2 separate regions of the Homo sapiens genome follow, and region 1 is linked to region 2. The links are chromatin loops, found by intact Hi-C in ENCODE. Cell type or tissue: GM12878. All regions are shown on one strand. Links, peaks and the distances in the headings refer to the core of each region. The heading gives the core; the rest is flanking DNA.

What was found. Peaks named below come from ENCODE experiments on the same cell type or tissue, not always from the same donor. Only the 100,000 strongest peaks of a DNase experiment are listed, where the experiment ranks them.
Region 1: it touches region 2 in a loop (4-fold over the local background); 8 of 110 quality-filtered maps call a loop at or near these places.

What each region holds. Positions count from the first base shown.
Region 1 is chr2:6,903,478-6,915,766 of GRCh38, reverse strand. It overlaps GRASLND (glycosaminoglycan regulatory associated long non-coding RNA), which reads left to right. Exons shown (of 5, transcript NR_033997.1): 4 at 1,417-1,574; 5 at 2,103-3,491. Among named protein-coding and RNA genes, the nearest start is that of RNF144A, 7.8 kb to the left of the region's middle. RefSeq lists enhancers at 5,702-5,831, 5,962-6,011. In GM12878, for the core only: no CTCF peak of the experiment used is centred there; a DNase peak (open chromatin) is centred at 5,866; H3K27ac peaks cover 2,209 bases.
Region 2 is chr2:6,820,937-6,833,225 of GRCh38, reverse strand. NRIR (negative regulator of interferon response) reads left to right here. Exons shown (of 4, transcript NR_126359.1): 3 at 3,120-3,258; 4 at 4,271-4,672. Among named protein-coding and RNA genes, the nearest start is that of NRIR, 13 kb to the left of the region's middle. RefSeq lists an enhancer at 6,534-6,828. In GM12878, for the core only: a CTCF peak has its summit at 6,611 (motif pointing left); a DNase peak (open chromatin) is centred at 6,555.

The sequences.
Region 1 (12,289 bases), core at 1,998-9,997, 83 kb before region 2:
GTATTAAGATGCAGGCATTCTCATGGAACACAGACGTATAACACTCAAGCTGGGGGACTGCAAAGGAGCATCTGGGGCTGCAGGAAGAGAGTTAAGGTGCAAAAATGCCCTGACCCAACTGAGACTTGTAATTGCTCATGTGGTAATACATGTGACTTCATTCCCCTGCTCTGTCTTTGTGAATGCAACCATTGTTGGGGAGATAGTGAGAGGGGACACTGGCATTGAAAGTTTTGTTTGCAGCAGGCCTCAAAAGGCACTCAGATGCAGATTTCCCTGCAAAGACTTCCCGGCCTATCATGGAGTTCCCCATCCCTAGATCTCTGATCTCTGAGCTGGTGTAATACTTAGTCTTTGTCTGTGTTGATCATGGCATCTGCCACACTTAATGTTTGTGGCATTCACTTTCTGATGCTTAGATCTTACGATTCTAGAGAACAGCATTTTTCTACATATTCCCTCTTAGGGCCTTGAACATAATAAGTGCTCAATAAATACTGAGTGAAATCCTCTACTCTGAGCTTTGCCTCTGAGCAGCTGTCCTAGTTCTCTCCAACAAGAAGTTTGTTGGGTCTCTCAAGTTCACTTCCACCTGTCACTGTCAGTTTTCAGTCCAGCCCCTTACTCAGGTCTGGCTGGCCCATCTCCCCCAGAGGGCTGTCCCATAGAGCCCATTGTAAAGGACACTCATTGTTGCCAAGAGTTTGTGCCAATGCAGTATGACTCACCCTTCACTCATTGAACAAGCTCTTCCTGATTACCTAGATGGGCAAAATTTCCCTGCTCATGCGAAGCAGGCTGGCGACTCAGTGCTGCAGCAAATGGCCCAGAAGCTGGGAAAGCAGATAGCCGTTCTGACACTTCTCTTCTAGACAGAAAATCAAGGGAAGCTCAAGACCCACACTTGAATTTTTTTTAAAAAATTAGACAAGGGGCTGGGTGTGGTGGCTCATGCCTGTAATCCCAGCACTTTGGGAGGCCGAGGCAGGCAGATCACCTGAGGTTGGGAGTTCAAGACCAGCCTGACCAACATGGAGAAACCCCTGTCTCTGTTAAAAATACAAAATTAGCCAGGCGTGGTGGCACATGCCTATAATCCCAGCTACTCGGGAGGCTAAGGCAGGAGAATCGCTTGAACCCCAGAGGCAGAGGTTGCGGTGAGCCGAGATCGCACCACTGCACTGCAGCCTGGCAACAAGAGCGAAACTCAGTCTCAAAAAAAAAAAAAAAGAAAGAAAAAGAAAAAGAAAAGAAAAAAAATTAGACAAGGAAGTTTATGTGAATTTGTAATCACACATTCCATAAATATAGAAAATTCACTTTTTTTATTTTAAAAATTAACAAATTCCATTTCTTGTTTCTCTAGAGTAGCAGGAAATCAAATGTCAGTTCTCATTCTGACTTTCTCTCCTTAAGGACACAGAGGAATCTGGGGGATATTATGGTTCTGGGAATGTGGAATGTAACGTCTCATCTTCAGCCCATCTGTGCTACTGATCATCTCATTCCAGAAGCCATGCCTTCTCTCAGGAGCAGACAGCACAAGACTTTCCTGCCAGAGGCACAGTCCCCAGGTGAGCCACACAGCCTTCACAGGGTAATGCCAAAGAACAGAGGAGAGTTCCTGCTACTCTCCGGGTCTTCTTGGCAAAGCTTCTGATACAGTCTGGCTGTCTCTCCACCTGAATCTCATCTTGAATTGTAGCTCCCATAATTCTCGTATGTCATGGGAGGGATCAGGTGAGAGGTAACTGAATCATGGGGGTGGGTCTTTCCTGTGCCGTTCTCGTGACAGTGAATAAGTTTTATGAGATCTGATGGTTTTATAAAGGGGAGTTCCCCTGCAAATGTTCTTGCCTGCTGTGACTTTGCTCCTCCTTGCCTTCCGCCGTGATTGTGAGGCCTCCCCAGTTATGTGGAACTGTGAGTCCATTAAACCTCTTTTTCTTTATAAATTACCTAGTCTCAGGCATGTCTCTATTGGCAGTGTGGGAACAGACAGACTAATACAGCTTCCCTTGTCTGTACTCTTACCCTTCTCCCTTCAAAAGCATCCTCTCTTTCTTTTCCAACCTTTCCAACCTCTCGAATAATCTCTGCAGTGGGAGTAGCATCCACATAAGACAGGATGCAGAGATGTCTTCAAGCAGCTTCAAACAAAACTTCAAGAAAGAAAGTGCAAGTGAAAAAGGAAATTCATCCTTCCAGTCACTTAACACAGCACTGTCACGGACACCTTGTGCCTCCTTAAAATTCGTATACTGAAGTTCTAAGCCCCAGTACCCCAGAATGTGACCTTCTTTGGAAATAGGGTCATTGCAGATATGATTAGTTAAGAGGAGATCATACTGGAGTGGGCTTTAATCCAATATGACTGGTGTCCTTATGTAAAGGGGAAATTTGGACACAGACACACACAAGGAGAACACCATGTGAACTGAAGTCAAAGATTTGGGTGATGCTTCTACAAGCCAAGAAATGCCAAAGATGACCAGCAAAGCACCGGCAGCTGGTGGAGGAGCCTGGACCAGATTCTTCCTCACAGCCCTCAAAAGGAACCAATCTTGCCAAAGCTTTGACTTAGACTTCTAGCCCCCTGTGATGGTTAATGTTAAGTGGCAGCTTGACTGGGTTAAGGGATGCCCAGATAGCTGGTAAGACAGTATGTCTGTGTGCATCTCTCAGAGTGTTTCTGGACAAGATCAGCATTTGAATCCTTAGAGTAAAGAAGATCTGCCCTCACCCACGTGCATCACCCTATCTCTGGAGAGCGCGAACAAACAGGAGGAAGGGCACATATGCTCCTTCTGTTCCAGCTGGCACATCCATCTTCTCCTGCCCCCTGACTTCAGAGCTCCTGGTTCTCGGGCCTCAGGATTCCAGCACTTACATGAGAGCGTGCTTCCCCCTCCCTACTCCACCCCTAGGTTCTCCGCCCTTTGGCCTCTGACTGAATTCCACCACCAGCTTTTCAGGGTCTCCAGCTTGCAGACGGCAGATCGTGGGACTTCTTGGCCTCCATAATTATGTAAGCCAATTCCCATAATAAATCTCCTATCTATCTATCTATCTATCCATCTATCAATCATCTATCTAGTCTATCTATCTATCTATCTCTATCCTATTGATTCTGTGTCTCTGAGGAACCCTAATACACCTCCAGAACTGTGAGATGATACATTTCTGTGGTTTAAGCCACTCAGAAGGTGGTACTTTGTTTCACCAGGCCTAGCAAACTAATACAAGTGCATGGAAGGTGACTACTCATGACTGCAACTTAGAGAACAAGGGTTATAATAAAAATAAAAGTGTTATACAAAGGTGGCAAGATAAATGACAATAAATGAAAATATTAACATGTGAATTAAAAAGTAAAGATATTTTTCCTAGCATTCTCCCAGAAAGTAGAGACGCGTCTCTCTTGTTTGCCATCATATCCAGCAATGGCAAGATAAGTTCTAGGCACTTCATAAAAATTTGTTGAATGAAAGAAATGAATCTTCTGTGGTTCTTTATTAACCGGATCTTCTATGCATGGCTCAAATGCAAGCTCCGTAGATTCTACTTAGAACTGAAAAGGACCCAAGAGAAAGTTTTGTCTGATCTTTTCACTTCACTTATGGGAACACTGAGGTTTACCGAGGCCATGCCAGATCCAGGATCCCTGCTTGCTCAAGGCACACATGGTAATATTACAGAAGGCTGATTCAGAGGTCTTTTAACTTTTTATTACACTGCTTTTCTATAGTAATCAATTGAATATGGCCCTTGGGGCTTGACAGAATTTTTAAAGGCTTTCTCAAGTCTCAAAGAATGATTATATTTAACAGCAGACAGACCTCATTGTGGGCAAACATTTAATGCTCACTAAATAGCCATGCATTTTCCCAGATTTTCTGGCCCCCTCACAGTCAGGCCAGGGCATGTGACTCATTTTGTTCCATAGACTGTAGACATAAGCCTCACTTTTGAGCCAAGGCAATGAGAAAGACCTTCATGACACTGAACTTGCCCATCACCATCCCAGTGATAACAGAGCCACATATTGAGGTGGTGGGACCACCAAATGGAGTCAGCTGGATCTGTGGGTTGCCCACTGGTAGGATGATCCTCAGGAGAACATGAACCTGCATGTGTTAAGCTATTGAAATTTTAGGGTTTATTTGTTATGCCAGCATGGTCTTGCCTAAACTAACAACTAAAGCTAACACATTCACTGTAAACTGGTTTTGAGTAGCAGTAATTCACAGGTACTTGAGTCTTGAAGGAGAGCCCAAGTACAATACTAGGTAGGCAGAGTAAGTCATTCAGTCTTAGACATGAGAGCACAGTTGAGGCAGATAGCCAAGAGCTAGGAAAAGATGGGAACCTGGAAGAAATTCAGGTAGCAGATAGGTGCAAGGGGAACACAGTACACAATCCAGGTCTGTGTCCTGGGCAACAACTCAGGTGCCCACAGCTCATTCCTAGTGGATGCTGCCACATGGTAACACGTGAGGTTTAAAATAAAGAGCTATGGGGGAGAAACAGGACTTGCTATTCCACCTACTGAACAGGGCTCAGGTGATATATCGCAAGGTGGATGCTTGAATGCTTCATGAAGATTCCCTACAGAACCAAGGCAGTCATTATCCCGTGAGCTGGGACTGTTGGCTGTGGAAGGCTCACATCCCAGGAATCAATCTTGGCCAAAGGTAGCTGCCTCCTGCAAAACTCCTTCCAAAACCGCTTGCCTGGGACATAACATATGTCTCATTTCATATCTTTGTGTGAAAGTTTGGTCTATTGGGTTGTATTTCTGAGAATCGCTTGGCATACCTTGGGACAACACTGAAGGGCTCCCTAGCCCCAGAGTTCCCCAGCAAATGCATCCCAGCTCCCCTGTGTCCTCATTCTTCTACAGGAACCCTTCCTAAGCATCTCTTAACCACCAACCTCCATCTCAGAGTCTGTTTCCCAGGGAACCTGACCTGAGACAGTAAGATGGGGAAAGTGAGCTCCAGCAAGATTGCAGAAGAAGAGAATCATAAAACATTTTCCTGACAATAGATTGTCTGGCTTGGTAGGACCAGGAGGTTTATCTGTTATGGATAAAGGTGGCAGGTGGGCTTGAGCAGGAATGGACAGAATCTTGGATGCCACCTAAGAATGGAAAGTTCTGGGGGATAATGGGAATAAAAAATAAAAATAGGGGCTATAGAGACCCTTTCTGGATGGAAACATACTTAAAAGGCCCTTTAGAGGTCATTTTGTTTCATTGCTGTATGTTTCTAAGTATTTAACTTTTATTCTGCTATTATTTTAAATGCTCCTCACCTTAGATTATTCAATCTCCTTAAAATACATACAGTACTTAAAAACTCCTCTCTCTCTCTCTTTCTACACACACACACACACACACACACACACACACATCGCCACCACCATCAACAACAATAACAAACGCAAACACTCTCATCAAATCCCCACACCTTGACGGCCTGGAAAACTTCTCCTACTATTTTAAACTCCAGTGCACCACTGACACCTCTAGTAACATTTCTGTCACTCCCCTGGGTTAGCCAATCTTTCTGCTGAGCTGTGCTCACACCACTTTTGTTACTCTCTTATTATATTATCATATTTGTATGTTTGGCATTAGACATGAAAGAATGTAATAGTCCAATGAAAGAATGCAAATTCCTCTTTTTCCTTTCCCCATCTTGCATGTGTATGAAGAACTCTATCAGTCTGTCTTCTCCTTCCTTCTTCTCTCATTTCATATCTTCGTGTGAAAGTTTGGTCTATTGGGTTGTATTTCTGAGAACCTATTCTTATCAGAGGATCACAGGGCAAGACCACAAGCCACTTCCTCTAAAGAAGACATGCACTCACAGTTTCTAATCATCAAGAGGAGAGCAGGCTTCACAGATTGAAACAAGCAAATAACAACAACAAATAAAACCCAGAAACCCAGAAGCTGAGTCCCAGGCAGTTTGGAAGAAAGAAGGACAAAGCCCTCTGCCTGAGCTTGGCTCGGGCTTTGCTGCCAAAGTCAGTTTAGGTTTCATCAAGATCTAGCTATGCATTTCAGTTAGACTCCCTCAGCTCCAGTTTCCTTAGCAATGAAATGAAGGATGATTACACTTCTCTTCTATGGTTTCTCTGAGCATTTAAAATAAAAATTATGCAAAGCACTTAACACCATACTTGGCATGCCCACTTCAGGGCTCAAAACTTTTTAGCTGCTAAAATATGCGCTCTACCCTTAAGGACCATATAGTTTAAGTTAAGAGAAGAATTGTGTGTCCAGTGGTAGGAGGCAATGGCGCATTCCCCCAAGACCGAGAGTATTGTGATTCCATCAGTTGTAGAGCCACCCCCAGGGAGAATGTAAATCTTGGTCAATATTGTGAAATGGGACTATGAAGTCCAATGCCTTAACCCCTATTGAAATTGTATCTCCATCATTAGCCTTAGACAATCTGAATGTTATTTGTTATGGGATCATTTTGGTTAGGACGGGCTAATCTGTGTTACAGTAACAAGTAATCTCAAAATGTGAACTGTCCCATATATGCAGTTTGCTGTGACCGTATTTGTCTCTCCAATACTATCCTCCCAATAAGCACACAAGATCAAGGTTGCCTGTTTTTAGACTCAGCCATCTCAACATGAGGCCTCCTCTGTAATCACTGTGGACCCAAAAGCAAATGTTGTACAGCCTTGTACTAGCAGTTAAATGCACTCATAATTGGCCGGAATTAGTAGCTTTGCTTAACTGAAAGAGGGTGAGAAAGTATAATTTTCTCATGTTCACAGAAGGGGGTATGAATAACTATTCAAAGTCTTTACAACAGGGAGTAAAAATATTTCCTTCAAGGAACAGTGATTAAGGTTACCAGTTTTCAGTGAATAGCTAATGCCTGATATACCACTGAATAAATTAGGGATAGTCATGGTGGCACTGTGACTTGAATTTGAAAACAGGCATCTGATAAGACAAGTCAGATCTTCAGGGGTATTTCATTTGGGGAGTGTCATGTTTTATAAAACTTGAACACCTCTAAGAGGAGTATGTTCTCTAGCTCACCCTGGCTCCCACCACCCTGTGCTGTCTTATATCAAGTTGCTTCACACATGTCTGTATTTCTGATTTTTGAGGCCACTTGAAGGCCGACATTGGACCCCTCACAAAACAGAGCAGAGCATTTTTTTGTTTTGTTTTTTGTTTCCATAGGTTATTGGGGAACATGTGGTGTTTGGCTACATGAGTAAATTCTGTAGTGGTGATTTGTGAAACTTTGGCACCCATCACCCGAGCAGTATACACTGCACCCAATTTGTAGTCTTTTATCCCTCACCCACATCCCACCCTTTCCTACTGAGTCCCCAAGGCCCACTGTGTCATTCTTATGCCTTTGCATCCTGATAGCTTAGCTCCCACTTAAGTATGATAACATACAACCTTTGGTTTTCCATTCCTGAGTTACTTCACTTAGAATAATAGTCTCCAATCTCATTCAAGTTGCTGCAAATGCCGTTAATTCATTCTTTTTTTATGGATGAGTAGTCAGAACATTTTTAGAAGTTTATGTTCTACCGGATTTTTCAGACCTGAGCTCTGGCGAAGCGCTCATCTCAATATTCCCATTAAGATGTAGAATGAAAGACCACCAGAGTCCTCCATGTTTTGTGTGTGTGTGTGTGTGTTAAAACTTTGTTGCTACTTCTACCATCCTTCAACACTTATTTTACCTATTCGTTTACAAGACTGCCTTCTCCACTAAACTTTGAGCACCTTAGCGACAAAACAATCTTATGCTCATTTTTGTGTTTTTAGCACTTGCTATAAAAGCTGATACATCATAGGTGCATACTAAATGAGTAAGTTAACTAACGGGCAGCCGTCTTAAGCCTCCTGTTCTCTAAGGTGTTCTTCCCCAAAACCCAAATGTCCTCTCTTTTTGCTCATGACAATTATCAGGACTTCAAACTGTGCCATGAGTTTTTATCTATTTTGTCCTGCATTACCTCAGATTATGAAGGATGGCTTTCACATGATGTGAACTCATTGGTAACTGTTAGTAGTTACCAGAGGCCACCAAGAGCTGTTTGTATAATTAACTCAAGTCCTTACACTAATCTGCATTGATCCCTCATTTTGCTGATGAGGAAACTGGGCCTTTGTGAACCTAAGTATCGCACCCTTAATCAAACACGGTACTGCAGCTCAAGCCAGGCTGTCCCACGGCAGGTGCCTTTTCTATCACTGCTTTGCCTCTCTTACTCAGTTGTTTAACTCTCTCGTGTGTCTAACTCTTGTCCTAACATTTGTAAATTTCTCAAAGATGAAAAGCCTGACTCTTCTTCTTGGATATTCCCCATAGCGTCTGGCACAGGTCTCACCACACAGTAGATATGCACCAAGCTGTTCCTGAATTAAATCTTTCAACTACAAGGATCTTGCCAGGCATCACCAGGTTGTGGTAGGCAAATAGGTAGGAAATAGCTTAAGTTTGCTCTCTGTTCCCTGCTTTTCCCTCTCCTGGCCAATACCTGAGAGAAAGGTGGGGCTGACACATCCCAACGACAACTTGAAGAACAAGATTAATGTTTGCTAATTCCCCAGACTCCCTCAGTTTTACAGAAAATCAGTGGAGAAACTGCAAGTTTAATCACAACGAAGACATTTCAGGCTCTGTCACAGCGGATGGAGGCAATATTTAAAGGACTGGAAACGTCCATGGGGCCCCAAGTCATAATACTCACAGCACTGCCTACTTCAATAGAAGTGGCTTTATTAACTGCCATCAGACAAAGTCAAGTCAAATCTATTAAATGGCATCAAAGTCAGGTCAAATCTATTAGGTATATTGCATCTTACCATTTAAATGATGGATCATGCTATGGACTGAATGGTCTCCTTCCAAAACTCACATGTCAAAGCTCTGATCCCCTGTGTGACTATATCTGGACACAGGGTCTTTAGCAGGTAGTTAAGTTCAAATGAAGTCCTTATGCAAAATGATGGTGGCCTTTTAAGAGGAGAGAGATCCCTGTCTCCTCCATGTGAGAACACAGGGACAAGGCAGCCATCTGCAAGCCAGGGAAAGAAGCCTGACCAGGAACTTAACCAGTTGGCACCTTGATCTTGGACTTCCAGCCTCCAGAGAAATATATGTGTATTGTTTCTGCCACATGGTATACGGTATGTTTTTATGGCAGCCTGAGCTGACTAATTCAGGTCAGTTTGACTCAACCAGCATTCAAATGCCTGCTGTCTACTAGGCTTCCAGGAAAAAGTGATATCTGAGTTATGATTTAATGAAAAATGAGGTATTCTTCACAAAAGTAGATACCACCAACTACACATATACACAGGTTTTCTGGTTATCCCCACAAATAGATGTCAGAAAACATAAAAGATAAAGCTGAATATAACCCAGGAAGAGAACTGACAAAGGTCAGTCTATTCAGATGTGTTGCTGAGAGGGGTTTAGGAACAAGTTGAGGTGGCCCTGAATGAAAAAAGTAAACAATGTTTGGGCAGTTTTCCAGATTCCCCAAGAATGAACTTTCACAGAGCTTTGTGTGTGTGTGTGTGTGTGTGTGTGTGTGTGTGTGTGTGTGTGTGTGTGTGTGTAGAGAGAGAATATTACTAAAATTAATAGGATACCACTTACATCCATAAACAAATATGTAAACAACTCAAAAACAAATCCAGTGGGTTTTTTTTCAAATGAGCTCTGACTTTTTAATGCCATTGAATGTTTTCTCATCTATTAGTGTGAATTGTTAAGAACTGGCTGTTCTCATTAAAGTACAAAATGCTAATTAACTTTAAAAAGCTTCAGAAGATATAATGTGAAAAATAAAAGTATTGAGTAAGAATGCAATTCTATTAAGCAATATATATGACTGGACAGATGTGAGCTAAATTACCAGTTACCTCTATGTGATACAATTATGGGTAATTTTAATTTTCTTCATTTTGTTTTACTCTGTTTTCAAATATCCTACAAATGTGTATTTTTAATAATAATAAAAATAAATATTGTTGCAATCTTTCTGATCTTTTAAGTCCATTTTAGTAGCATCTGACGTGGACTTGCTATAGTTCTCCTAAGCATATATGGGGGTGTTTTGTGTGATTAAACTTGACCTGGAGGGCTGACAAGATGGCCAAATAGGAACAGCTCTGGTCTGCAGCTCCCAACAAGACCAACAAAGAAGGCGGGTGATTTCTGCATTTCCAACTGAGGTACCTGGCTCATCTCATTGGGACTAGTTGGACAGCAGGTGCAGCCCATGGAGGGTGAGCCAAAGCAGGGTGGGGCATCGCCTCACCCAGGAAGCACAAGGGGTCAGGGAACACCTTCCCCTAGCCAAAGGAAGCCATGAGGGATGGTGCTGTGAGGAACAGTGCTATCCAGCCCAGTTACTATGCTTTTCCCGTGGTCTTCACAACCCACAGACCAGGAGATTCCCTCAGGTGCCTTCTCCACCAGGGACCTAGGTTTCAAGCACAAAATTGGGTGGCCATTTGGGCAGACACCGAGCTAGCTGCAGGAGTTTTTTTTCGCACCCCAGTGGCCCCTGGAATACCAGTGAGACAGAACCGTTCATTCCCCTGGAAAGGGGGTTGAAGCCAGGGAGCCAAGTGCTCTTGCTCAGCGGATCCCACCCCCCCAGAGCCCAGCAAGCTAAGATCCACTGGTTTGAAATTCTTGCTGCCAGCACAGCAGTCTGAAGTCAACCTGGGACACTTGAGCTTGGTGGCGGGGAGGGGCGTCTGCCATTACTGAGGCTTGAGTAGGTGGTTTTCTCCTCACAGTTCAAACAAAGCTGCTGGGAAGTTCAAACTGGGTAGAGCCCACCACAGCACAGCAAAGTGGCTCTAGCCAGACTGATTCTCTAGATTCCTCCTCTCTGGGCAGGGCATTTCTGAAAGAAAGGCAGCAGCCTGGCCAGGTGTGGTGGCTCACACCTGTAATTCCAGCACTTTGGGAGGCCAAGGTGGGTGGATCACAAGGTCAGATGTTCAAGACCAACCTGACCAACACGGTGAAACCCCGTCTCTATTAAAAATACAAAAATTAGATGGGCATGGTGGTGCACACCTGTAATCCCAGGTACTCAGGAGGCTGAGGGAGGAGAATCACTTGAACCCAGGAGGCAGAAGTTGCAGTGAGCTAAGATTGGGCGACTGCGCTCCAGCCTGGGCAACACAGCGAGACTCTGTCTCAAAAAAAAAACAAAAAAAAAAAAAAGAAAAAAGAAAGGCAGCAGCCCCAGCCCCAGTCAGGAGCTTACAGATAAAACTCCCATCTCCTTGGGACAGAGCACCTGGCGGGAGGAGCGGCTGTGGGCGCAGCTTCAGCAGACTTAAATGTTCCTGCCTGCTGGCTCTGAAGAGAGCAGCGGATCTCCCAGCACAGCACTCAAGCTCTGCTAAGGGACAGATTGCCTCCTCAATTGGGTCCCTGACCCCCGTGCCTCCTGACTGGGAGATACCTCCCAGCAGGGGTCAACAGACACCTCATACAGGAGAGTTCCAGCTGGCATCTGGCAGGCGACCCTCTGGAACAAAGCTTCCAGAGGAAGAAGCAGGCAGCAATATTTGCTGTTCTGCAGCCTCTGCTGGTGCTAATCAGGGAAACAAGGTCGGGAGTGGACCTCCGGCAAACTCCAGCAGACCTGCAGAAGAGGGGTCTGACTGTTAGATGGAAAACTAACAAATAGAAATCAGTAACATCAACATCCACAGAAAGGATGCCCATGCAAAAACCCCATCCAAAGGTCACCAACATCAAAGATGAAAGGTAGATAAATCCACAAAGATGAGGAAAAACCAGCACAAAAATGCTGAAAATTCCAAAAACCACAATGCCTCTTCTCCTCCAAAGGATCACAACTCCCCACCAGCAAGGAAACAAAACTGGATGCAGAATGAGTTTGACAGACTGACAGAGGTAGACTTCAGAAGGTGGGTAACAACAAACTCCTCCAAGCTAAAGGAGCATGTCCTAACCCAATGCAAGGAAGCTAAGAACCTTGATAAAAGGTTACAGGAACTGCTAACTAGAATAACCAGTTTAGAGAAGAACATAAATGACCTGATAGAGCTGAAAAACACAGCACAAGAACTTCATGAAGCATACACAAGTATCAATAGCCGAATCGATCAAGTGGAAGAAATGATATCAAAGATTGAAGATCAACTTAATGAAATAAAGCGTGAAGACAAGATTAGAGAAAAAAGAATGCAAAGGAACAAACAAAGCCTCCAAGAAATATGGGATTATGT
Region 2 (12,289 bases), core at 2,359-10,358:
CTTTCTCTTTCTCTTTCTCTTTCCCTTTCCCTTTCCCTTCCCTTTCTGTTTTCCTTTCCCCTTTCCTTTCCTTCTTTTCTCTTTCTTCCTTTCTCTTTCTTTCTGTTTCTTTCTCCCTCCCTCTCTTTCTTTCTCTCTCTTTTTCTTTTCTTTCTTCTTATTGGGATGGTTCTCTATTTCCCAGGCTGAAATAGCTCACTGCAGCCTCAAACTCCTGGGCTTAAGCAATCCTCCCACCTCAGGATCCTGAGTTGCTGGGATGGCAGTTGTGAGCCACCATGCCCACCTCGTGAGAAATTTCTGTTTAAGCCACTAGCCTGTGGTATTTTCTTATGGCAGCCTGAGCAGATTACTGCAATGTCCTTTAAGTTAAAATAAATTTTCCCTAAGCACAGCAAGCACTTCTATTAGTAAGTAGGAGGCTCAGTCAGTCTTCACGTATGCAAAAGTATTAATAGAATAGGCCTGGGAATGAAAGTGCCTGGTGTTCTATCTCAAACAGTCTACCCACTCAGGGAAACAGCTGTGAAGCAGACATAGCACTTCTCCATTGTCTTCCTTCCTCAGTGGTACATGCCTGGTTTTGTTTATTTTTTTCTTAGACTAGACTAATCTCCTTTTGTGCTGATCCTTCTCTCTGTAAAATCTCTTTTCTAGGAGCAATTATATAGTATCTTAAAAGTGTTTGGACACGTGGATCATTTTGGAACATACACCAAGAAAATAATCAGTGGTACACATAAAAAGGTTTTATTATAACTATTATCTTTAAATAATCAGAATATATTTATGTATGTGTATAATGTGTTTATTTGTAATACACACTGGTTAAATACATTGAGATAAATCCTTTTAATATAATGCTAAGCAGAATGCTGAGCACCTAAGAAGATGTAAATTATCAAAAATACATTTTTTCTCAGTGATAATCTGTGACTTTTTTAACATCTTAAAAATTTTCCCTATTTTCTACAACAGCATGGAAAATTAGAAATGCCATCTTTAGCAGCTTTATCGAGGTATGAATAGCTTGCAGAAAAGTACACACATTTAAAATGTACAAGTTAATTAATTTTGACATATGTATAATCTCATGAAACCATCACCACAGTAGAGACAGCAAACTGTAATATTACCTCTAGAAATGTCCTTGGGTCTTTTTGCAATCCCACCCTTCTGCCCTCCTCCCTGACCTTTTTATTCCCAGGAAAACACAGGTCTAACTGTACAGAAAATTAGTTTTTATTTTCTAGAATTTTAGATAAATGGAATCATACAGTTTGTGCCATTTTTATTAGACTTTCTTCAATTAGCAGCAAAATTATTTTGAGATTCATACATGTTGGTTTGTGGATCAATGATTTATTCCATCCTCTATATTTCTTTTTTAATTTTGTTGAGTAGTATTTCATCTTCTGGACATGTTGTCCTTAACCTGGGTTGGTCCCAGATTTTACCTGTTGCAAATAAACTGCTCTGGGCACCGTGTGCAACACTTTCTGTTGTTTTTCATGTTTTTGTGTAAATCTCTATTTCCGTCTAATATTTTTTCTTCTTCTGAATGACTTTCTTTAACATTTCTTACGGTGAGTCTGCTGGTGGGTGATGAATTCTTTCAGCTCTTGTATATGTAGAAAAGTCTATATTTTACCTTAGTTTTTGAGAGAGATTTTCCCTTCGTGTAGCATTCTAGGTTGCAGAGTTTGTTTGTTTATTTCTTTTAGTACTTTAACAATGTTGCTCCAATGTCTTCCCACTTGCATTATCTCTGATGGGAAATCTGCTGTCCCCTTCTGGTTGTTACTCTCTATGTAACCTGTATCATTTCTGGGCTGCTTTTTTTCTTTTCCTCTGGTTTGAATCATTTGATTATGATGTGCTTTGGTGTACAGTTATTCATGTGCTTGAATCTGTGTTTGATCTGTGGATTTATAGTTTACATTAAATTTTGAAAAAGAAAAAAGCTCAAATAGTTTTTCTGTCACTTCTCTCTTTTCTCCCTGGGGATTCTAATTACATATGTATTAGTTGACTGAAGCTGCCCCACAACTCACCGATGGTCTTTTATTTATTTTTTTGCAGTCTTTTTTGCCCTGTGTTTTTTTCTGGGTAGTTTCTATTGCTGTGTGTTCAAGTTCACTAATCTTTTGTAGTGCTCAATTGCAATGGATCAACCTAATGGACTATAAAGTTGTATAGTCTGGCTAGTAAGAACAGACACCAGGCAGTGTCTGACCCTGACCCTGGGTTCTAGTTCCTCTAATCTTTTTGGAATTTTCTTCACCTGGCCTTAGGTAGCATTTCTCACTCTCACGGTTCAATGATCAAGGAAGACTCTCTATAGAACTCAAACATTCTCTCTGTGCATCTCTAGCTCCAACTGCCTTGGTCTCCTGGGACTCCCAGCTCTATCCCTCTACTCAGGGAGACTGTTGGATTCTTCCTGTTTAATCTTTCAGTCTGCAAACTCCCAGAAGTCAGTGTGCTCAGGCACTTGTAGGGCTCACCTCATTTCTCTCTGGTCACAGGGACATTTTCAGTTGTTACTATTGTTTCATAACCTTGTCTGATTATTTGGTTTCTTCATGTTGGGGGATAAAGCTTTCTATTACTCCATCTTGTCAAGACACAAAAGTCCCTAGTGTAGTATTTTAAACAAGCAAAACCACCCTATCTTTCCCTCATATGTGACTTTTTATATCTTTATTTTGTAAGATTTCTTTAACTTTGTGTTTAAATCTTCTACTAAGATTTTCATTTCTGCTATCAAGTTTCTAAATTCCAAAGCCCCTCCTTTCCCCCCTTTTCTTCTTTCCTTTCTGTCTTCCTTTTCTTTTTTCCTCTCTTCCTTCCTCCCTTCTTTACTCTTTCTTTTCTTCCCTCCTCCATTTACTCCTCCTCTGCATTCTCTCCCTGCATTTCTTCTTTTCCTCCTTCCTTTTTTTCATCTTTCTTTTCTCATTATTTAAGGTTCTTTGAAAATATTTTTTTCTTGGATGCAATATCTGTACGTATTTTTCTGCCACTATTAATTATTGCTTCACTTACAGTGATTCCTGCAAACTTTCAATCTTCTCTAAGGTGGGGCTTTGTTTATTTATTTTATTTGCATCTTCCAGGTGACATGGTTTTCTGGTGCCTTGGCAACTGCTCACGATGCATGGGAAGACTAAACACTTTGTGTACAGCATTCTGTCTCATCCAGTGAAGACTTCCTCTGGATTATTGCAGCAGACACCTCTAACCTCCTTAATCTGTGTATGTAACCTAATCACTCTTTTTTTTTTTTTTTTTTTGAGACAGAGTCTCACTCTGTCATCCAGGCTGGAGTGCAGTAGCATGATCTCGGCTCACTGCAACCACCTCTGCCTCCCGGGTTCAAGCCATTCTCCTGCCTCAGCCTCCCGAGTAGCTGAGATTACAGGCATACGCCACCATGCCTGGCTAATTTTTTGTGTATTTTCAGTAGAGATGGGGTTTCACCATGTTGGTCAGGCTGGTCTCAAACTCCCGACCTTGTGATCCACCCACCTCGGCCTCCCAAAGTGCTGGGATTACGGGTGTGAGCCACTGTGCCCAGTCGAATGTTTGATATTTTTAAGAACCTTTTAGGTGTGGTTTTGCATTTTCACTCTTTTCATGCTTTAAAGCACACATCTTGTTACAACTCTTCCATGGAAAATCTCTGCCTTCCAGGGCTAAGCAAGGCTGTCCTTGGTGTGGCTTGCAGACTGAATTCAGCCAGCATGGTGCTATTTGATTTTACTTACAACAAACAAACAACTGTTCAGATTATTAGACAATGGAATGGGAATACCTTTGGAGTCACAATTTCTCCAATTCGCCATGTCTCTCTGTTGCTCTACAACTGTAAGGAGAGAAAAATAATTAGAAGAAGAGTCTCCCTCAATAGAGAGGCAGACATACACACCTGGTGATCATCACTGTGGTCCTGCCCACCCTGGCACAGGTGGGTCAGACAAACCTGGTCTGATTCTGATTTACTTTGCCTGAGGGAGTTAACAAAGGTTTCAGAGAGAGGGAATCAGAAAACCCTCATGTAAAACAGATACCATACATGTTAGATCGAATTACAATGGAGTAAACATTTCTTTCTTATTAATGTTGTTAGTGCTGTGTTTCTTGTCCTATTCAGTGACATGCTTTGACCTAGTAATTTTTATACGTGGACTGATTTTCAGATGCATGTGGGCATAAATTAAATACCAAGCATCTAATGTGGACTTGTGTATTTCTTTTTTTTTTTTAGACTGAATCTTGCTCTGTCGCCAGGCTGGAGTGCAGTGGTGCGATATTGGCTCACTGCAACCTCCGCCTCTCGGGTTCAAGCGATTATCCTGCCTCAGCCTTTTGAGTAGCTGGGACTACAGGCACATGGTACCATGCCAGACTAATTTTTGTATTTTTAGTAGAGATGGGATTATCACTATGTTGGCCAAGATGGTTTTGATCTCTTGACTTCGTGATCCGCCCTCCTCGGCCTCCCAAAGTGCTGGGATTTCAGGCGTTAGCCACCGCACCCAGCCTGGACTTGTCTATTTCATTTGGAGAACTTCAATTGATCTAAATCTACTTTGCAGCTTTTCATTGTTAATTTTGAATTTATTTAAACAAGTAAAATATTTAAGACATTTGTGTGGAAAACCTGTAACAAATTGCATTTGGTTCAATCCCTGATTATGTTTTAGATATGCCAACTCTTTTTCTCTCTTTTTTTAAAAATTTGATAAATACTGAAACCAATTCAATTTAGATCAAATACATTACATTTCCACTAGAGGGAGGAAAAGCGCTAATTTTGAACCTTTATGAGGGAACTGTGCTTTTGCCGAGATAATCACTTCCCTCATTACACACAAACTGTGTCTGGAAAAACAACAGTAGTTCCTTTCATTTTTATTTAAATCTCTTCTCTAATGGGAAAACAAAGGACAAAACAGGGAACACTTCTAGGTCAAAGTAGCAAATCTTTAAAAGTGGCTAATTTCTTGCTTCAAGAATTCTAAATACAGCCCCCAGGGTCAGAAAAATATTCAAAGGAAAACCTTAGTGATCATGGAACGCAATCTCTTTCTTTAATAGTGGTGAAAAATGAGGCCCACAGAGAGGCCTGCCCTGCCTAGGGTCATGTAATTTGTTAGTAGCAGATGCACGCGAGAATAGAAGTTCTGCAGTTCTTTTTCTAGTGCTCTTTATAATGCAGTATGGTCTCAGCATATCTGATGCAGTAAATGATATGTACATACACACACATTTTTTTAGGTACATATATATGGATGCATATGTTTTCTTCCATGTGAGGTAATGATTTGAAATTTGGCTTTAAGAGACATTCTGGGGATTTTATGTGTCCTTGTTTATTTGCTCTTAAAACCTCCCTACCCCCTCGTCATTGTAGAACTCTGGATGCACTGCTTATGTTGGATACAGCTAATGGGTCCTGCAAGGCCCAGGCTCTTGTAATTATTGAGCAATCGCCAAAATACTGTGGTTTAGAAAACACATCATAAACTTTTCTGTGGAGTCTCCAAAATTTTTATTAACATGCATGACATTAATGGTTGTGCTTATTTTGCCATAATTGAGGGTGTGTCCCATTTCTCTCAAATAAGAAGGCATTCAAGGGAGCTATCAAATTTCACTTTTGGCTGAACCTGGTCTGTAAGCTTTTCCAAACCTAATGCATTTATGCTCATCTTTGAGATTGAAAACATTATTTTCTGTGTTTTAATTGAAGAAAAAAAAATCCAAACACTCAAGTTCTCCATTCTGAAGCTGTAATTAAGAAAATATCCATCAATAAATGTGTAATTATTTTAAGCCATAATTTTTTTTCAGTAGGTCCTGTTGTAATAACTAACGATTGAAGAGTTTTCCTCATGCCTCCAAATGTCCTCACTAGTGTCTCTAGACTATTTCTACCTGAAGAGAGCTTGCATTAAAAATAAGGGTTAGGGTTAGGGAATTTGGAGATACATTTATAAGGTGAACTTTGGGTGGAACTGTGGTCATTTTATTAATTTTAAAAATTATTAATTCTTCCTCTTCTATGTGCATACATGCAAAGTAATGAATGAAGGAACTTCTGGCTACAAGCAGATGTAGGTACCACTTCTAACTGAGTTTGTGACCTCTGACAAGTTATTCATCTCTGGACTTTAGTTTTTTATTTGCAAAATAAGAAGGTCAGACATGAGGAGGACCAAGAGCCCATTTCTAGTGGGCCATGACTTTAATTTGCCATGATGAGTGGAAGTCACTTATAGTCTTAAATGCCTTATAATTTTTAACAGGATCATAACACAAGATATGCTGTTTTATGCCATTCTGTTACTATTCTAATAACTTGGGAAAGCATGGTATTGGTATATAATGTGTTCCATAATGCATTGGTTCCCTCAAAACCTTCAAGTAAATCAGTCTTTTGTAAAAAGACTTCACTTTATGTTCCCTAGGGAAATCGAAGTGACTTCTATGATGACTAAGGAGTGACCATTTCTATCACTTCCTTAGTCCAGTCCTTCATCTCCCATGAGAATCAACTGAGTCATTTCCTCCCTGATCTTCCTGCTGACACAATGCTCTACCGCCCCCTACAGTCTATTCTTTGAGCAGCACCCAATACCATCCCTACTAAACTTAATTAAAATCAACTCACCCACCTGTTCATCATGCTTAGGGCTTCATTCAGGCCTTGGTTCAGGTCTCTATTCAGCATTGCTCTTACAAGGGGCCTTCTCTACTACTCAGTCCCAGATAGTGCCTTGCATCGTTCTCCTCCCCTTGGCTCTACCTCCTTACTATTAATACCTACCTCTGTCTATGTCTATGTCCATGGCCATGTCTATGTCTGTATCACATCCATCATCATAACTGCATCTGTGTCTCTGATTACACTTGTATCTCTATCTATATGCATAGCTCTGCCTGTACCCACGTGCATATCAACAACCTTATCTATATCTGTAATATGCCTGTGTTGATTTCTACTCCTGAACTGGAGTCTGCACTCCATGAAGGCATGGACTTTGTTTTGCTCATTACTGTCATTTCAGTGTTTGGAACAATGCCTGGTATATACCAGGTTGGTGCAAAAGTCATTGTGGTGGTTTTGCTATTAAAAGTAATGGCTAAACACCACAATGACTTTTGCAAAGGAGCTCAATAAATATTTCTCAAATATTTATTGAGGTACAAATGTGGAACATTGACTTGAAGTGTCAATCAGACTTGACTGAGATTCGGATTGGGGCCCTTTTAGCTGTGTGATTGTGGACAAGTTATTTAATTTCCATGAGACTTCATTTTCTCATTTATAAATCAGAAATGTCATCATTTTTCTCAAAGGTCTTTTGTGAGGATAAAATTAGATATTATAATGAAAAAGAGCCATCTCAGCCCTGGCCAGGAAAAGCTCCAAGTTGAGGTCAATCTCCTTCTCCTTTCTGCTGTCTTGTTGAGAACATCCAGAATTTTATGCATTTTCTGGCTTCAAAGAGAAGCACACCTATTAATATTCACTGCTGGTTATCTTGAAAGTTGGAAAACCAAGACTTCCCAGCTGCAGGAGACGACATTAGATAAACATAAACATGACTTTCCACAGGAGGGACTGTCCCAATGCAGAGCAGATTTACTCGACTTTAAGCATGCTGATGGTAAATGTTCTCCCCCAAGGTCAAGAGCAATGGTGGTTTATTATTTAATTTTATTAGTAGACAAAAATGGGCAGTTAAGGACTGTATTTTTGCCACTAGAGAGCATCACCTTAAGCATTTTCCCCATCACCTGACATAAGTGACACTGTCTTATGAATTAAAACTTTGAAAGAGGCCTCTTTCTTTTTGTGGTTAAAAACCAAATACTTTTCCAATGGAGAATGCATCTCCCTTGGAAATAGTAAACATTCTAGTCAAGGAAAAGATGACCACTAAGCATCTGCTACGAGTTTCATACACCTCATTGTGCATATTGTTCACATCAAACCAAGCATCAGCTGCTACACTGATGTTGCGTAACCAGCCCCAGGTCATGTGGCTAATTACCCGTGGGTCCTGGAATCCATCTCATGTCTGTCTGACTCTGGAGCCAGGAAAGGGCTCCACCAGTGCTCTGTGATGCCTCAGGTGATGCAGAGCCAGTCTCTACTGATGGTTCTATCAAAAAACAAAAAAAACCAAAAACTGAGAGACAGAATCCCAAGTGTGTATAGTGTTACATTTGTGGAGCTCTTTGTTGTTCACTAATGGCTCCTTTATAAATCATTTCAGTTTTTCCCAGCTATAAAGTCACAAGATTTTATATCACTTTTCAGAGAAAGCAGAAGTTGTATGACTCTACTGAAGGTCCCAGTTAATAAGGAGCAGAGACCGGAATTCCTCCTTCTGATGGTAGACCCTTACTCTTTCCGCCATTCTCTGTGGACTTTTAGAAGAACTTTCATCCCGTAGTTACAGTCTTACTTATGCTTTTGCTGAGCATTTTCTAATAGACAGTCAGTCTAGCAACTGCTGGGAACACACAGAACCTAAACTAATGTGGACAAAGTCTCTGTCCTCGCACAGCTTTCGTTCTGAAGGACAGAGACAGGCAATAAACAAATAAATGTGTCTTTATAGTAGAATGATTTATAATCCTTTGGGTATATACCCAGTAAGGGCATTGCTGGGCCAAATGGTATTTCTGGTTCTAGATCCTTGAGGAATTGCCACACTGTCTTCCACAATGGTTGAACTAATATACACTCCCAACAGTGTAAAAGTGTTCCTGTTTCTCCACAGCTTCACCAGCATCTGTTGTTTCCTGACTTTTTAATAATTGCCATTCTGACTGGTATGAAATGGTATCTCTTTGTGGTTTTGATTTGCATTTCTCTAATGACCAGTGATGATGAGCTTTTTAAAATATGTTTGTTGGCTGCATAAATGGTTCATTTAATGTGTTTAAATGTACAGATTTTGTAACACTAAGAAGTTGCAATGCTATAATAACAGCATATCTTAGGTTGGGCATGGTGGCTTATGCCTGTAATCCTAGCACTTTGGGAGGCCAAGGCAGGTGGATCATTTGAATTTGAGGTCAGGAGTTTGAGGCCAGACTGGCCAACAAGGTGAAACCCCATCTCTACTAAAAATACAAAAATTAGCCGGTTGTGATAGTGGGTGCTTGTAATCCCAGCTACTCAGAAGGCTGAGACAGAAAAATTGCTTGAACCTGGAAGGTGGAGGTTGCAGTGAGCCGAGGTCACACCACTCCAGCCTGGGCAATGGAGACTCCGTCTCAAAAAAAAAAAAAAAAAAAAAAGTACATAATGTGCTTAGAATTTCAAAATTGTAAAAATTGTTTTGTTTCTTTTAATTCAAAGATATCTACATGCTTTTAAAATCAGTAAAGTTGCAATTAGCTGAAAAAAAATGCATAAGATATCAGGTGGTGTAAATACCACAGACAAGTCAAGTTCGTGAGGGGATAGGAGTACAACAGGGACAGGTTGAGGTTTTAAGTTGGGTGATGGGAGAAAGCTGCTTTGCTGGAGATGTTTGGGCACCTGATGGGAGTGACAAAGCCAGCCAGGGGATTGGCAGGGTTAAAGCAGCAACATCAGCACGATTATTTACAGCATCAACAAAACATTTAAAAAGCCGATTCTGTTTCCTAAATGTGAGGAGCTATCTGCTGCAGATCCAGTTGTGTTCCCTGAGAACAGGGAAGTGCAATGTAATGAAAGTCAGCCCCATTCCTTGAAGAAAAGTCCTCGTCTGAGCATCAGGAAATGGCCGAGCTGGTGTGTGATCTGCAAAGCGCATCTCACCCTGCCTGCTCTCTAAGACCCGGACAAAGCATGCTTTTGGTTTAAAGTAGTTTCTCTCAAAAGACTGCAATCTTCCTGGCAGATATCATGCATTTTTATCATATTTCCCAGAACAGCTCAGATTCTCAAGGACCATATACGTGAATTATCTATAGTGCAGTTAAATGTCATGAAGTTGTCTAAGCCTTTTTAATTAATAGGATTCATAAGTGCTCACTGGAAGTCAGTACTGTGGAATTCATTTTTTTCCTACTTGACATTTATGTAGCACTCTTTAACATTTGAAATATATTATCTCATTTTATTGTCGCAACAAGCCCATGAAGGAGTTGAATAGGAGATATATTATCTGTTTCTTCTACCTCTCTCCTTCCTTTCCTTTTCTTCCTTCCTTCCTTCCCTCCCTCCCTCCCTCCCTCCTCCCTCCCTCCCTCCCTTCCTTCCTTCCTTCCTTCCCTTCCTCCCTCCCTCCCTCCCTTCCTTCCTTCCAAAATGGAAAGTTAAATGGTATTTGATGGGAAGAAAACTGCTGGAATTCTACTGACTTAAAAATAACAGGATATACTTTCCAATCATCAAAATTAACAAACGTTTGTAGAAAATATAATGTTTGCTTGCTGAGAAGAGTCTGTGAGACAGCATCCCCTGCCATGGGAATGTAAAAAGATACAAATCTTATGGAAGGCCACGTGGGAAAATGCACCAGGAATTTAAAAAATGTGTTTACCTTTTGACATCAAAATTGTACTCCCCAAAGACATCATTAGAACTGCAATAAAAGTCAATAAACCAAAAATATTTATCCCAGCATTACTTATGAGAGCAAAACTTGGAATAAAGCAAATTGCTTAACAATAGGGAAAGGTTAAGTGAGCTGTGATACCCGGCTTTGATGGAATAGGATGCAGTCACTGGGGACTACACTGGGGGTATTCTACTCTCTGGAGGAGAGGTTAGAGATAACTTGACTTTCTGGCCTCTTACTTTTTGCCAAAACAGTCTCCAAATCCCAGCAGTGGGGGCCAGTTTGGAGATGCATGTAGGCTGCAAGTACTCTCAGCAGCCACAGCAGGCTAGACTTAGAGACAGGGCAGCTTCCTCTGTTTAGTCTGGTGGAATTTCTGAAGAAAGAGATGTTAGCACGAGGCCAGGCAGTGATGGCTCCAGGCGGGATGGGGTGGGGGTCCTGCTTCATGGAGGCTTGTTTTTCCCTACAAGGGAAGAATCTGGAGCCCAGGGTTCCAGGACCAGGCAGGTCATTAGCTCGCTGAATAAATGTGAAGAAACTAGTTTACCGCACACCTCTGCCATTTTCTCATCTGTGAAAGGACTGATGGAAAAGAGTGTTAATGTAAGCAATATTTCTACAGCTCCTAATTTCTGCTAGTCATAGTTCTAAGCACATTACAAATAGCAGCTTGTTAAATCATCAGGACAATCCTTCGAGGTAGGTAATGCTCTTCTCCCCACCTAACTGATCAGGAAACAAAGACGGAAGGAGGTTAAGTAGCTTGCTGATGGGGTTCGAAGCCACGCTTTTAAACTCTACACTCCACTGCCTCTCAATAAAAGATTTGTAAGTTCCCTCTCAGCTCTCATATCCAATGACTATAATTTTAGGAGGTGAGTTTTCAGCCAGTATATAAGAGTCTTGTTCCAATCCCTTAAACTGCATTTTGATTTCACTCGTCTCTTGTTCTTCCTTCTCTTAGGACAGATTTCCCATCTGAAATCCCATTGTATTAGTTACGGTGGATATGGGTCTGCACGCGGAAGGGAAAAGTCGGGTTCTAGCTATACACAGAGCTCATGAAAGATATATTTTAGCTCCTCGAGGCCTGCAGGAGCTGAGGGGGTGACAGGCTGGCTCTGGGCTCCCCACACCTGAGGGACCCAGCTACTCTCCAGGTGCTTCTCGTCACCTCTGCTGAGTGACTCCAAACTGTTCTGTCAGCCCCGCCTTCCCTCAGGCTCACAGGAGCCCAGGTCAAGAAGGAACCACAGACGTACTTCCTCCCCTGCCCCTTCCGTCCCCTGGGAGCTGACATTTCCTTTGCAGCAGTCCGTCCCAGTTTACCCAGGAGCCTGGAGCTCAACGCTGGGGTGAGCGTGCGCTCCGGCCTCTCTCCACCCCCTGGTTCCAGTCACCTCTCTGGAGGGGCATGGGGAAAATTATGATTTCTCTCCCCTGGGTGACTTCTGGGGGCAACTCCTGGGGTGCTGAGACTTTCTTTTTTCTCTCTAGATGAGAGCACCCACGCTTCCTCCAACTCCTGCCGCAGAGCTGCGTTTCCTCAGTACTGCTGTCCGCTTCCAGCCCCGCTCCGACGCATCTGACGTCATTTCCTCGTCTTGTCTCTGGACCTGGTTCTCCCAAGGCCTCAGTCCCTGTGTCCATGGTCCCTCTGTTCCTGGGCTCCCTGGAGTCCATTGGGAATCCGAGTCCTCGCCTTCCCA